2 separate regions of the Homo sapiens genome follow, and region 2 is linked to region 1. A link is an interaction called in ENCODE POLR2A ChIA-PET data of the cell type or tissue named here. Cell type or tissue: GM12878. All regions are shown on one strand.

Region 1 (8,000 bases):
TTTTGACTTTAATTATTAACTGGCTAGTTTTTTTGGCAGGTTGAATGACTAGGGGAATTAGGACAAAGTAACAAGTGAGCCAGCTTAGAAATTGGCATCATAGGTGTAGAGTGTGTTTAATATTTTCCAGGTTATACAAACAAGTGTCCTTTTCATTAATACAGGAACCAATTCAGTATGTTCATGATGTCATTGAATTTTATAAGGTGGAAAAATACTTTTCAGGTAATTTAATAGAATATGTGGCACTTAGACCTTTTATTCCTTGTGGAGTAACTTTGAAACCTGATAATGTCTAGAGATACATTGAAGTGATTGTAGCTTAATATTCTGGGGTAAGCTAGTGTTGATGAATATAGAGTTTAAACTGTAACCTTTTTTACTTGGCTCTGAATAGATTATAGTGTCACTATTTTATTATTTCCTTCATTTCTCTTTTAGAAGAAGAAGATGGAGTGTGGGAGAATGGACTTTCCTATGAATGCCGTACTCTGCTTTTCAAAGCAGTTCACAATCTATTGGAACGGTGTTTAATGAACAGGAATTTTGTACGTATTGGCAAGTGGTTTGTAAAGCCTTATGAAAAAGATGAAAAACCTATAAATAAAAGGTAAGCTATCTTAAATTCTGACGTGATATTTCTTTAGATTTGTTCCTTTTTGTGTCTTAACAGAGAATGTGGGATAAAACAAGCTAATATACAGACATATTCCAGAGGTTGTCAGTGACAGAGTACTAGATACAGTCAGGTTTTTTTTTTTTTTAAACCACTTTACAAACTTCCCTTTATACACTTTAAGCATTTTCTTACTGTAGGAATAGGCTGTATTTTAATACAGTGGCCTAAATTTTGATTTGTGATGATAGACTTAATGTGGGATGAAAGCAGAGACTTAGGCTTGGAAGTATCTTTTTTTTAGTATTTGTGGAAATATATGCACAGCACTCTGATATTAAAATTAAGTAACAACACCTGTTAAGGATAGTGATCTGTGAGTATGTTTTGGATCAAGTTAACCCTTCTTATTCCCAATCTCTCAATTCCCTTTAATTAAAGTAATTTAAATTTGTGTTTTCTATATAAGACCATTTACTCTTTGAGAGCTTATAATTTTCTTGAGCAATGAATTAAGCAAATTTATGACACTACTTATTAGACTAGTTGCAGATAGAGGCACAGAAGACTTATGATAGATACCTCCTTCTCCTATGCAATTAAAACCTTCAGGTTACTCGCTTCTCCGTGATTTAGATAATATAAGGCATAGTCTCTCAAAAGATTTAAGTTCCCAGCAGTCATTGAGTTAGTGAGACTTCAAGAGAGATGAACCAGTGGCAAGTAAGTTGGGATGTGGGGAAGAGAAAACTAAAGGGAACTTACTAATTTTTCCTGAAAGATGTGAGAGGATGTGAAGTGAACATTTGGTTGAGATTGTAATCATTTTGAGGTCTTTGATGTCATATATGCACATCTTTTTTCATGTGCACCTGGAGTTTTTGTTTGTTTGTTTTTTCAAACTTTTTAGTTTTAGTAAGACTGGATGAGTAGATAAGCCTGGATAAATAAAGGTGCTTTCATTTTTTTTCCTCTTTGAAAATTAACGTAAACCTTTATTGTTAACAAAATACTTGTGTAAGTTCAGAATGCATTCAGCTGGAAATGACAGAACAACATTAACTACTTGGCTTATGTAGGGATTGATTTTTCTCAGTAGCAAGCAGTATGGAGGTCGATAGTTTAGTACTGGTATAGCTGTTCAATAATGTCATCAAGGATTCAAAGTTCCCCAGAGTTTTCTCTGTGCCATTTTTACATCTTCATGGTCCTCCCGTGTGTTGCACCTCCAGACCTCACAGTGGATTCCAGGCAGGAAGAGAAAGGAAGGGAGGAAGTAAGGAAGGTGTGGCACCTGAGTCAGAAAGTAAATTATTTTCTGGAAACTTTAGTTGACATATCTTTGGCCATACTAAGAGAAACAAATATCTTTTATTTGGAAACAGCTGCTCTGAACAAATGAAGTTTTTGTTAGTAAGAAGAAAGGGCTGATAGATATTAGATAGATACCAAAGATCAAAGAAGTGGAAATGGATATTGGGTAGGCAGTTAACAATATCTGCCATATACATTTATTTATTTATTTTGAGACAAAGTCTCACTCTGTTGCCCAGGCTGGAGTGCAGTGGTGCAATCTCAGCTCACTGCAACCTCTGCTTCCCAGGTTCAAGTGATTCTCCTGCCTCAGTCTCCCAAGTAGCTGGGATTATAGGCGTGTGCCACCACACCTGGCTAATTTTGTGTATTTTTAGTAGAAACGGGGTTTTGCCATGTTGCCCAGGCTTGTCTTGAACTCCTGAGCTCAGGCAATCCACCCGCCTCGGCCTCCTAAAGTGCTGGGATTACAGGCGTGAGCCACTGCTCCCAGCCAGGCATATAGATTTATGTAGTTTTAAGAAGTCAAACAGATTACCAAGATTTAAAATGAAAGGCTGCAATCCTGAGCCCCAATGAATAGATTTGCTCCTCAGAAGCAGCCCTTTTTAATTCTTCTGTTTCTTTTAAGTTACCTGTTTAAAAATTTTGAAAGACATAACATGCTTATTCTTGAGTTATCATTTAGGATTAATCTAGTGGACTTTTTTTTTTTTTGGTCACAACAGCCTACCATTGAAATTCTATTGACTTTCTATTGAGAGGTTAGCTATCTTACTTCCCCCGACTCAACACTTGGATATTGGCACTTTTGCACACACTTCTTTTCCCTCTCCTTTTCCTTTTTTTTTTTTTTCTGATACGGAGTTTCACTCTTGTTGCCCAGGCTGGAGCGCAATGGTATGATCTCGGCTCACTGCAACCTCTGCCTCCCAGGTTCAAGTGATTCTCCTGCCTCAGCCTCCTGAGTAGCTGGGATTACAGGCGTCTGCCATCATACCCAGCTAATTTTTGTGTTTTTAGTAGAGACAGGTTTCGCCATGTTGGCTAGGCTGGTCTTGAACTCTTGACCTCAAGTGATCCACTCACCTTGACCTCCCAAAGTGCTGGGATTACAGGCATGAGCCGCTGCACCTGGCTTCCTCTCCCTTTCCTTATCTTGCCAATATAGTTATAAGTTTTGGTAAAAACAATATTTGTTTATACTCTTATAATTTTATAAATATTATTTGTAACTGAGCCATAGTATATTGAAACACATTTCATTTCATTCTTTTTTTTTTTTTGGAGACAGAGCCTCACTCTGTCACCCAGGCTGGAGTGCAGTGGCGCGATCTCAGCTCACTGCAAGCTCTGCCTCCCTGGTTCACGCCATTCTCCTGCCTCAGCCTCCCGAGTAGCTGGGACTACAGGTGCCCGCCACCACGCCCAGCTAATTTTTTGTATTTTTAGTAGAGATGGGGTTTCACCATGTAGCCAGGATGGTCTCGATCTCCTGACCTTGTGATCCGCCCACCTCGGCCTCCCCAAGTGCTGGGATTACAGGCGTGAGCCACGGCGCCCAGCCTTCACATTTCATTTCTTGTACATCGTTTTGTTTTCCCAGGTGTTAATGATTATCCCTTTTTTTCACTTAATTATTAATGTTATGAGTTAGTAAACACCTGCCTGTACTCTGCCACTTTTTTTGTAAATAAAGTTTTGTTGTAACACAGCCATGCTCATTCATTGATAGATTGTTTTATGCCTGCTTTCACACTAGAGCAGAGTTAAATAGTTATGATAGAGACAGATGGCTTGCAAAGCTGAAAATACTTAGCCTGAAATATTTTCTAGCTGACTTTTTGTAGTTTGCTGACTCCTGATCTGTGTACCTGTTGGTAGTTCATCAGTAGACTATCTATTAGAAGTATAAATCACTTCTCCCTACCTTCAAGGACTTTGTATAATCTTATGAGTTTCCCTTTTTTTCTCCTCTTGTTAATTAATATCCCTGTTGTTACCCTTCATTCTTCTTTTCCGATTTGGATTAGTAGTTCTGTAGTCCTGTTTCACAGTAGTCATCTTGGGGATTCTCTTTGCTTTTCCCTTCTTGTTGGATCCCTCATTTCTCATTTCTCCTTTTTTTTTTTTTTTTTGTCTTATTTACTGTTATGGTGGTGCCCAACCTGAGAGTAGTTTCCTGAGAGTGCAAGGATGGTGATACTTTTGAGATCCTCTGTGTTGGAATTCTGAGTCAAACCGCAGAATTGCAGGCTCTTAAGTTTCTTTCTTTTCTATCCTTATAATTGATAGTTTTGACTGGGTATAGAATCTTTGATTAGCAACCCTCTTAGACTTCTGGGTACTAAAATGCTAACTGGAGGTTCTGTGTATGTGAGTAGCTTATGACATTGCAGGCTTTACTAGAGTGAATGATCTGGGGACTTGACTCTTTTTATTGGGTGCCTGTCACCCACCTGCCAGTATTTGTACGCTCTGTCACCTGCTTAAGTAGTTTTCCCAGAGGAGACTTTCAGTACTCTGACTAGAGGGTATAAGCTGGGCTGCCAGTGTTTAGTGAACCTATTGGGGAAAGGAGGTTTGGAGGTGGGGCTCACTTACATAGTGGTTAAATTTTCACTTAATCTTTTAAATACATCATCTCAGCTGTATCTGAATATCTCTAATTCTGAGTCCCTCTGTTTCAACCATTTCAAAGAGTGGACCTCTTAAGTTTTTCACTGATCTGGAAGAAAGTGGAGAGGCTCTAATATCTTTGAACTTTCATTCCTTCTGCTTTCTTTTTCTTTCCTTTTTTTTTTTTTTTTTTTTTTTTGAAACAGTCTCACTCTGTCAGGCTGGAGTACAGTGGTGCAATCTTGGCTCACTTCAACCTCCACCTCCCAGGTTCAAGCGGTTCTCATGCCTCAGCCTCCCAAGTAGCTGGGACCACAGACACTAGCCACCACGACTGGCTAATTTTTGTATTTTTAAGGAGACGGGGTTTCGCCATGTTGGCTAGGCTGGTCTTGATCTCCTGGCCTCAAGTGTTCTGCCCACCTCAGCCTCCCAAAGTGCTGGGATTACAGGTGTGAGCCACTGTGTCCAGCCCCTTCTCTTTTCAGTTACACCTATATATCCACCTTCAGGGATATATATATACATATATACATATATATATATATATATATGTATATGTATATGTATATGTATATATGTATATATACCAGTACCTTCAACTTCTGAGCCTTTCTGGGATTCTGTGGTTTGACTCAGTTTATAACTTTGTAAGTTTAACCACTGCACCCGGCTTTCTTTATGAAAAACTCTTAAAAGGCTATTGATAATTGAAAATATAGGCTCACACCTGTAATCCACCACTAAGGGGCCGAGGTGGGAGGATGGCTTGAGACCAGGAGTTTGAGAGCAGCCTGGGAAACATAGCTAGACCCCCGTCTCTCTCTCTCTCTCTCTTTTTTAATGATCTTATTTTATTTATTTATTTGTTTGTTTATTTTTACTTTAAGTTCTGCAATACATGTGCAGAACGTGCAGGTTTGTTAATAGATACATAAGTGCCGTGGTGGTTTGCTGCACCTATCAGCCCGTCATCTGGGTTTTAAGCCCCATATGCATTAGGTATTTGTCCTTATGCTCTCCCTCTCCATGCTCCCTATCCCCTAACAGGCCCCAGTCTGTGATGTTCCCCTCCCTGTGTCCATGTGTTCTCACTGTTCAACTCCCACTTTTGAGTGAGAACATACAGTGTTTGGTTTTCTGTTCTTGTGTTAGTTTGCTGAGGATGATGGTTTCCAGCTTCATCCATGTCCCTGCAAAGGACATAAACTCATTCTTTTTGTTTTTGAGATGAAGTCTTGCTCTATCGCCCAGGGTGGAGTACAGTGGCATGATTTCAGCTCACTGCAACCTCCACCTCCTGGATTCAAGCAATTCTCCTGCCTTAGCCTCCCGAGTAGCTGGGATTATAGGCACCCACCAGCACGCCCGGCTAATTTTTGTATTTTTAGTAGAGACGGGGTTTCACCATGTTAGCCAGACTGGTCTCGAACTCCTGACCTCAGGTAATCCGCCCATGTCGGCCTCCCAAAGGCCTGGGATTACAGGCGTGAGCCACCATGCCCAGCCGAACTCATTCTTTTTTTATGGCTGCAGACCCCCGTCTCTTTAAAAAAAAAAAAAAGCTGGGCACAGTGGCACACACTCTGAAGTGGGACTTCAGAGTCCCAGCTACTCTGAAGACTGAGGTGGGAGGATCACTTGAGCTCAGAAGATTGAGGCTGCATTGAGTTAGGATTGTGCTGTTGTACTCCAGCCTGGGCAACAGAGCAAGACCCTGTCTTAAAAAAAAAAAATTGAAATTATAACTTTTTTTTTTTGAGATAAGGTCTCTTATTTTGTCACCCAGGCTGGAGTGCAGTGGCACAATCATGGCTCATTGCAGCCCAAACTGCCAGGCTCAAGTAGTCCTCACACCTCAGCCTCCCATGTAGCTGGGACCACAGGTGCACGCTACCAAGGCTGGTTAATTTTTGTAGATTTTGTAGAGACAAGATATCACCATGTTGCCTAGGCTGGTCTTGAACTGAGCTCAAGCTACCCACCATCTTTGGCCTCGCAAAGTGCTAGGATTACAGGCATGAGCCAGTGTACCTGGCCAAAAATACAACTTTTAATTGGATATTTTCATGAATCCAACAGATGCTGCTTGTTATTTAACCATGTAATTGAGCACTAGTGTTTTTCCATGGGCTGACCCATTTAGGAGGGGAACTAAATTAAGATTGTATTTTATTAGTGAAGTGTTACCAGAAATAGTATATGCTCTTTCGAGTTACTCTTGAACCATAGTTGTGGTATAATAACTGACTTTATTCTGGAAAGATAAATGCTGCTCCTCAAATCTCTTTTTTACAGGAACTTTCTTACCCTTTTTCCTTCTTTGGAAAAGCAAGTAGGACAAAAATCAAGCAGCTAAGTCTATCTTTAAGTTATTACTTCGGACTTCTTTTCTGTTGAATTCAGTGGAATGATATAGGGAAGGTAGATAAAGATTGATTATAAATTAATGCATTTCTAGACCATTCTGAAACATAAGTATTATATAGACTGTTTTTGTTGACTAATCAATTCACTTTTGGTATAAGTATTCTGAAAAAAGAACAAGAGTTGTAAAGAAAGAAAATTTATGATGTGAAACTACTTTGACCTGAACAAAGGAGAAAATAATATTGCTTACCTTTTTATCTTCTTTTTCCTTTCTTTAAAATTTTTAAAGAAAAAAATCTCATTTTCTGATAATCTGGACCTACATGTAGTTGTGTGTTTAACAGTCTTTAGGGACTGAAAGAGAGGAAATAGAATCAAATTCTAGGGATACAGCTAGGTTACCTGTAAAGAATCCCGCAAGTGTAAGAGTAACCACAGGAACAAACCAGTCTTCAGATAATTGGTTTAAAGAATGATGACCAGTGTTTTCTTGAATAGTTTAGGTGTTTTCCTACATTGCTGGGGACTGGATCACATGACAGGCATTGAGTTTTCTAGTGAGCCCACAAGCAAATGGGTTGTAGTAAGTACCACTGACTTAATGTAGGTTTTAGTCTCTTCTATAAAAGATATTCTGAACTTGCCATGTTTGAGAGTGCATTTGAAAAAGATTATCTTGAATAAGAACTTTTTTTTTTTTTAAATAGAGACAGGGTCTTGCTCTGTGCCCAAGATGGATGGCAGTAGCGCAATCATAACTCATTGCAGCCACAAACTTCTGGGCCTAATTGGTTCTCCCACCTCAGCCTCCAGAGTAGCTGGGACTACAGGCACACACCAACCACGCCTGGCCAAGAACTTTCTTAAGATTGTGTTTGGTTAAGCTTTTTGTCATGTTGAATCTGTTGTAGCCATTTAGCTGAGTGTGCGGTAAAGTTTGTGTATTTAGCAAAAGTTTTAAATGCTTCTAGGAGGGTATACAGAATAGAAACATACTAGTAAAGAATTCTTTTTTTAGACAGCTAGTTCAGTATCTTACGTATATAGTGACATAGGAGGTTTTGTTAAGTGGCAGATGAGA
Region 2 (8,000 bases), 1.6 Mb after region 1:
AGAAAAGTGTGATAGAACTTCCAAACTAGGGTGGTGTGAATATGGGTGAGAATGATTTGAAACTTGACCAAGCTAGATATAAGCAAAGTGAATAGAGGAACAAACTGATTATGATAAGTGAAAAATAAGATGAAAAGGTTAGACCAAATATAATTATCATCACAATACATGTAAATGGGCTCAATTCTCCTACCTAAAGATGGCAGTTACCAAGAGGGTTAAAAAATTAAAACTAGTGCTATATCATAAAAAGGAAACACCCCAAAACAATAATACTAACAATAAGGAAGAATTCAGGATAAAAGTCATTAGTTAATACAAAAGGGATATTGATAATAGAATGTATAATTCACAAAAATGTCATAAACCTATGTGTAGCAAATAAGATAGGAGCCACCTACATAAGCAGTGTACCTTAAAAGTACAAAAACTTTGATAAAAAGATAATCAGTACAATGTTAAGGGCCTCCAGGGTAGGTTAATTCTGAATATATAGAGGTTATTAAGGAACTAGATTCTTTCAATCTGTCTGCTAATTCTTTGTGTACCAGTCATTTCTTTGGCTAGCTCTCCAGTGCTTGTAAGATTGCTGCCATGGTTTGAGGTGTCAGGTGCAGATTCCACGTTCTCTAGCAGAAGAAACACTCTCACACTGATGTCCTCCCTGACTTGAAATTAAAACCATACCAGACTAACAAAGAAAAAGACAGAAGACTCAAATAACTAAAACCAGAAATGGGACTTGGAACATTACTACCAACCTTCCACAAATGAAAAGGATTTAAGGTGAATCCTATGAACAGTTGAACACCAGTGAATTAGATAACATAAATAAAATGGACAAATTTTTTAGAAATGGACAATTTACCTAAATGCCCCAAGAAGAAATAGAAAATCTTACGAGACCTATAACAAGTAAATAAATTAAATCCATAATCAAAAACCTTCCAACAAAGTCCAGGACTGAAGACTTCACTAGTGAATTCTATCAAACATTTAAAGAATTAGCACTAGTTCTTCTCAAACTCCTCCAGGAAATTGCAGAGGAAGGAACACTTCCTAACTTGTTTTGTTTTGTTTTTGTTTTTGTTTTTGTTTCCATTTTCATTTTATTTGCTTTATTTTATGAGACAGAGTCTTACTCTTTTGCCCAGGCTGGAGTGCAGTGGCACCATCTTGGCTCACTGCAACTTCCGCCTCCCAGGTTCAAGCGATTCTCCTGCCTCAGCCACCCAAGTAGCTGGGATTACAGGCTCCCACCACCACACCTGGCTAATTTTTGTATTTTTAGTAGAGACGAGGTTTTGCCATGTTGGCCAGGCTGGTCTCGAACTCCTGACCTCAGGTGACCTGCCCACCTTGGCCTCCCAAAGTTCTAGGATTACAGGCATGAGCCACTGCGCCCAGCCCCTAACTCGTTTTAAAAGGTTAACGTTACCCTGATACCAAAGACCAAAAATGACATCACAAAAAAGGCAATTTCAGACGAGTATCTCTTATGAATATGGATGAAAAAATCCTCAACAAAATACTAGCAAATCAAATCTAATAGAATATTAAAAGGATTTTACACTATGACAAAGTGAGATTTATCCCAGGAATGCAAGGGTGGTTCAACGTAAGAACATCAGTGTGATACACCATGTTAATAGGATGAAGGGAAAAAAAAAAAACCCAGTTATCTCAGTTGACACAGAAAAGACATTTAGCAAAATCTAACACCTTTTCATGATTAAAAAAAAAAATTCACAAAGCTAGGAATAGAAAGGAACTTCTTCAATATGATAAAGAGTATTTATGAAAAACTCACAATAACATCATACTCTATAGTGAAAGACTAGAAGCTTCCCCCATAGGATCAGGAACAAGACATAGTTGCCTGCTTTCACTAGTGGTATTCAACATTGTACTGGAAGCTTTAGCAGAAGAAATTCGACAAGAAAAATAAAAATCATCAGTATTGGAAAGGAAGAAGTAAAACTATAGATTTGTTGGACTTAATCAAAATAAAAACTTTTGTAAATCAAAAACATCAAGAAAATAAAAAGACAACCTATGGAATGGGAGAAAATATTTGCAAATCACATGTCAATTAAGTTTCTAGTATCCAGAATATATCAAGAACTACAACTACAAACAACAGAATTTAAAAATGAGGCCGGGCCCTGTGGCTCACACCTGTAATCCAAGCAGTTTGGGAGTTTGAGGCAGAGAGATCATCTGAGGTCAGGAGTTTGAGACCAGTCTGGCCAACATGATAAAACTCTGTCTCTACTGAAAAAAAAAATACAAAAATTAGCCAGGCGTGGTGGTGCACACCTGTAATCCCAGCTACTCAGGAGGCTGAGGCAGGAGAATCGCTTGAACCCAGGAGGCAGAGGTTGCAGTGAGCTGAGATCGTGCCACTGCACTCCAGCCTGGGCAACAGAGCAAGACCCCATCTCAAAAAAAAAAAAAAATCCAGTCTGGCCAACATGGTGAAACCCATCTCTACTAAAAATAGGAAAATTAGCTGGGTATGGTGGCAGGCGCCTGTAATCCAAGCTACTCTGGAGGCTGAGGCAGGAGAATCACTTGAACCCAGGAGGCAGAGGTTGCAGTGAGCCAAGATTGTGCCACTGCACTCCAGCCTGGGCAACAAGAGCGAAACTCTGTTAAAAATTTAATTAATTAATTAATAAAGAGCAGGCTGGGCATGGTGGCTCACACCTGTAATCCCAGCACTTTGGGAGGCTGAGGCAGAAGGATTTCTTGAGCTCAAGAGTTTGAGACCAGCCTGAGCAAAATAGCAAGACCTTGTCTCTATTAAAATAATTTTTTTAAAAATCAGCCAGGTGTGGTGGCACTGGCCTGTCGTCTCAGCTACGTAGGAGGCTGAGGTGGGAGGATCACTTAAGCCCAGGAGATCATGGCTGTAGTGAGCTTGATCATGCAACTGCACTCCAGCCTGGGTGACAGAGTGAGACTCTGTCTCATAAAATTAAAAATAAAAAATGGACAAAGGACTTGAATAGACATTTTCCCAAGGAAGATACACAAAAGACCGGTAAGCACATGAAAAGATAAGCACATGAAAAGATAGTGTCATTCAGCATTAGGGAAATGGAAATCAAACATAATGAGCTACCACTTTATTCCTACCAAGATGGGTACAGTTTAAAAAAAAGAAAATAACTGTTGGCAAGGATGAGAAGAAATCAAGTGATTCTGCTGAGAGAGCATTTGAAAAAAAAAAAGAAATTGGAAACTTTGTGCACTGTTGCTGGGAATGTAAAATGGTGCAGCTGCTGTGGAGTACAGTTTGGCAGTTTGTCAAAAAGCTAAACATAGAATTACTGTATGACTCAGCAATTTCACTCCAAGTATATGCCTAAAAGCATTGAAAGCAAGGAATCGAGAGATATTTGTGTGCTAGTGTTTATAGCAGAATTTTTCACAAGTCAAAAGATAAAAACAATCCAAGTATCCATCAGCAGATAAATAGATACACAAAATTTGGCATTTACATATATACACATACAATGATTCAGCCAGTTTTGGTACATGCTACAACATGGATGAACCTTGAAAATTTTATCCTAAGTGAAATAAGTTAGACACAAAAGGACAAATATTGTATGGTTCCACTTACATGAAATATGTAGAATAGGCAAATTCATAGAGACAGAAAGTAGATTAAAGGTTACTAGGGACTGTTTGGGGTGATGAAAAAGTTTTGGAAGTGGATAGTATTGATGGTTGCATGACATAGTTAATATAATTAATGCCACTGAATTGTATACTTAAAAATAGCTCATATGGCAAAGTTTTATATATATTTCACCATAGTAAAAAAAAATTATTAAACCCATACCGGTCTTTATTTTCATTATGCAGCTCTCCCCTTTCAAGCTATCATTTATTTCCAATTTTTTTTTTTTTTTTTTTTGAGATGGAGTCTTGCTCTGTCGCCAGTCTGGAGTGCAGTGGTGTGATCTCGACTCACTGCAATCTCTGCCTCCTGGGTTCAAGCGATTCTTCTGCCTCAGCCTCCCAAGTAGCTGGAACTACAGGCACGCACCACCATGCCAAGCTAATTTTTTTTTGTATTTTTAGTAGAGACGGGGATCGTGTTGGCCAGGATGGTCTCGATCTCCTGACATCGTGATCCGCCTACCTCGGCCTCCCAAAGTGCTGGGATAAACTAGTTCTAAGAAAAAGACACTTACAAGAAGGAGAGAAATTCTTTTCCTTTAGGTTCACTTTCAGTGTATTTTACTTTCGTCATGTCTGGCTGATGAGGCTCTAACTAGTCATGTTCAGTCTTATGGTAAATATATTAGTAAACTAATGACTTACACATTTGTATATTTTTCATTTTAAACAATGAATAGTTCAATCAAATAGTAATTGTTCTTGACAGTAGGTGTTGATCAGGTAGACATAATTTTATGTTATGAAAGTAAAATACTGTGTTTACATGGTAGTGCCACATTTTGAGAACCTCCTTTTTCCTTAGGCAGAAGGTTGGGATAAAATTAGACCATAATAAGTTGGACCACAAGTTCCTTGGATTCAATATACTGCTTAGTGTCAGCCCAGATGGACACACAGAACCTAAAGAGTCTCCATATGTTTAATTTGCCCTTTTGTTTAAATAGACATTCAGCAGGGACTGGAGAAAATACCAAGCTGTGCCTTTCTGGCATACAGTGTTTATTTTGCTACTTCATCATGTGCCAATTACTAAATAATTTCCACAGATTGTTATTTCAGGAGAATACTTACAGTGAAGGTCTTTGGAAAGGAAATTCTTAGCATTGTGGAAATGAGAAGTAAGCACTGTTCTTTTTATTCTCTAAATTTTCAACCTATGGGTTTCTCATTTTTTTCTCTTTCAACCATTTGGCTATCAAATCTGTGTTTCAAATACTAATCCTTTTTTTCTCAAGGACTTTTTTTTCTGGACTGTTACAGTATCTTCTGCCTTGGTTGCTTTGCTTCCCCTCTTGGCTTTGCTATAGCCAGAGTGTAGCCAGAGCATTCTTGATAGAGTTGCATTGTCCCATATGGTAGCCATTAACCATATGTGATTATTAAGTTTAAATTAATTAAAAGTAAAATGTGCCTCAGTCACACTAGGCACATTTCTAATACTCAGTAGCCACTGTGGCTAGTGGCTACCAAATTGAGCAACACAAGTATAGAACATTTCTAACATCTCAGGAAATTATATTAGATAGTGCATAAGTCAAATCACCTCCCTTACTGTTGCAAACAAAACTCCTTTCCACGGCCCGCAAGGTGCTATAAAATCTTGCTTATCTCTCCCTTCTCATTTCTCTTTACATAATCTTTTATTCACTGTAGTCTAGATGAATTGGCCTTCTTTCTGTTCCTTTGACTATGCCAGGATTTCCCCCCATCCCTTCTCAGGGGCTATTCCTTCTGTTTTGCTGTTCCTTCTGTTTTGGAACATGCTTCCCCACCAGATCTTCACTTGGCTGGCTACAGTGTCATCATTTAGATGTCAACTTAAATGTTACTACCTCAGGAGGATTCTTCCCTGTCTACCCTAAATACCTCCTTTCAGAATCTTTTGATCATATTACCCTACTTTTTTATCATCTTTATGGCATTTATCCTTAAATGAAAGTCTTACGTATTTTATCTTTGCCCACACTAATACCCTTCTCACCACTAGAACATAAGCTGCTTATGGTAATAGATTTTGCAGATAATTGTATGGTACGTGTTGGGAGGATACACATTGGCATTGTATAGTAGTCATCACTTTATTGATTAGTCCTGGTTCTTTGGAAGTTAATCTGTTTCTGTGACTATACAGAGGAATGATAGAGATTAAAAGATTGTCTGAATTTTTCTCATTATGAGTTACTAATCTGTTAATAATTGTGGTATAGATAGAAAAAATAAATTTTTTGTATCTGTTGATTTGATGCTCCTGAGGAATACTTCCTAACCTGTCCATCCTTGTTTTTCTTTTAAATAGCTTTTATACCTTTGTTCCTTCTCAGTCTGAGCATTTTCAGAAAGTTGTATTGGCTTGATACATGAACATAATGTTCTAGCTAGCATTTAATAAATAAATAAATAAATAAATATTTGTCCAGTCCTAACACTATTTGCCTATCTTGTACAGTCTATATAGATACACAGTCTGTTGCTATCTAGACCAGTCTGATCTAAAGCATTGTACTATTTTTGCATATCATTAAATAGTCAGCATAGTTGTACAGTTAATTTGTTTAAAGAACTCTGTATTTCTACTATAGAGGATAAAGATTTTAAAAGAAATAGTTGACACTACTGCTATTTTCGGTAAATTTATCTTATTGGAAAAAATGAACATTATGAAGCATCATGAAATAAGTGGTAACTGATCAAGTGTTAGACTATACCAAAAATAAGAAAAGAAGATATTTTATGTCAATTTTATTTTCTTCATTATTTTCCAAGTTTCTTATACTGAAGCTATATTACTTGTGGATTTGGAACAAAAAGATTAAATGTCATTTTTTTAGATGCAGTACATGCTGAGTACATAAAATATATAAAATATTTAGAGAAGGAATCAACAATTGATGAGATGAATTATGGGACGCTTTCAGGAAAGAGCATGTACTTCTTTATGGGCATGAGGTCAACTCCAATTTGGGCCACACACTTATTTTCAATGCTGCCTTGTAATTGTATTTAATTACCTTAAGTCATTCAGGTGATTGGTAAGAGGTCATCAGGTCTACCAAGCTGAAAATATCAAAAATAGAGCAATGTTATTGGTGTTTTATAGGTTGCTTCATGTGCGAAATGGAAACTGCAAATATCATTTGGGTGAAGAAACATTTAAATTAGCTCAGACATATATGGATAAACTATCAAAACATGGCCAGCAAGCAAATAAAGCTGCACTCTATGGAGAACTGTGTGCACTCCTATTTGCAAAAAGTCACTATGATGAGGTAAGTGTTTTAAGGTACATTTCACTGTGACCAATAAGTACCTATAAAAACAGAGGGTAAATCAAATAGTCTTCTCTTATTTTTCTTACAGATCTCTTTTACATATTAGGTTTATATAAGGCAGTACACATTTGTAATGGAAAATTTAAAATCAGACAAGCCGAGCACTGTGGCTCATGCCTGTAATCCCAGAACTTTAGGAGGCCAAGGTAGAGGATCACTTGAGCCCAGGAGTTTGGGGCCAGCATGGGCAACAAAGTGAGAGAGACCCTGCCTCTATAGAAAATTAGCCGCATGTGTAGCACACGCCTGTGGTGGTCACAACTACATGGGAGGCTGAGGCAGGAGGATCCCTTGAGCCCAGTAAGTTGAGGGTGTAGTGAGCCATATTTATACCACTGTACTCCAGCCTGAGTGACAGAGTGAGACCCTGTCTCAAAAAAATAAAAAATCAGGCAAAAGGAGTGTTTGTGAGGTGAATTTGAAATATATACATGTGTAATTTAGAGCCCTTTCTTTTGTTGTTTTTCTTTTAATTTAACCAAATATTTGCCTAAATTGTTTGGTTGGGCCTCGTGTTGTAGTTTTTGAGACAGGATCTTGCTTTGTCACCCACGCTGGACTCAAACTCCTGGGCTCAGGTGATCCTCTACCTTGGCCTCCTGAAGTGCTGGGATTACAGGCATGAGCCACCATGCCCAGCCTGACAGTTATTTTCCTTCTACATTTGGATTTAGGGGTTTATACTGTGCCTTATTCATGTCTTTGCAGCTCTCAGCACATTCGTGAGGAATGTTGAAGTCTTGGATAATTTTGACAGTTCAATCTTCTAGTGATAAATAAGCTTTTCACTGATATCTACAGAAAAGTACACAAATCTTACAGACATGGTTTGATGAATTAGCATCATGTTTTTGTGTTAGGATAGGCTAGGTTATGCAGAGGTAATATCAACCCCAGAATAGCTTGGAACAATAAAAGTTTCTTTCTGGCTCATAATATATCCCTGTCTTCAGATGGCTATGGCTGTTCTTAACA

Evidence for each region. ChIA-PET counts read pairs that join two places held together with the same protein. Peaks named below come from ENCODE experiments on the same cell type or tissue, not always from the same donor. Only the 100,000 strongest peaks of a DNase experiment are listed, where the experiment ranks them.
Region 2: POLR2A ChIA-PET joins it to region 1 with 15 read pairs; 2 of 35 experiments call an interaction of 5 or more read pairs at or near these places.

Annotation. Positions count from the first base shown.
Region 1 is chr17:62,045,147-62,053,146 of GRCh38, reverse strand. It overlaps MED13 (mediator complex subunit 13), which reads left to right. Exons shown (of 30, transcript NM_005121.3): 3 at 442-610. Among named protein-coding and RNA genes, the nearest start is that of MED13, 16 kb to the left of the region's middle. In GM12878, no CTCF peak of the experiment used is centred here; no DNase peak of the experiment used is centred here.
Region 2 is chr17:60,465,253-60,473,252 of GRCh38, reverse strand. APPBP2 (amyloid beta precursor protein binding protein 2) reads left to right here. Exons shown (of 13, transcript NM_006380.5): 5 at 6,794-6,962. Among named protein-coding and RNA genes, the nearest start is that of CHCT1, 47 kb to the right of the region's middle. In GM12878, no CTCF peak of the experiment used is centred here; a DNase peak (open chromatin) is centred at 3,272; H3K4me3 peaks cover 530 bases; H3K27ac peaks cover 641 bases.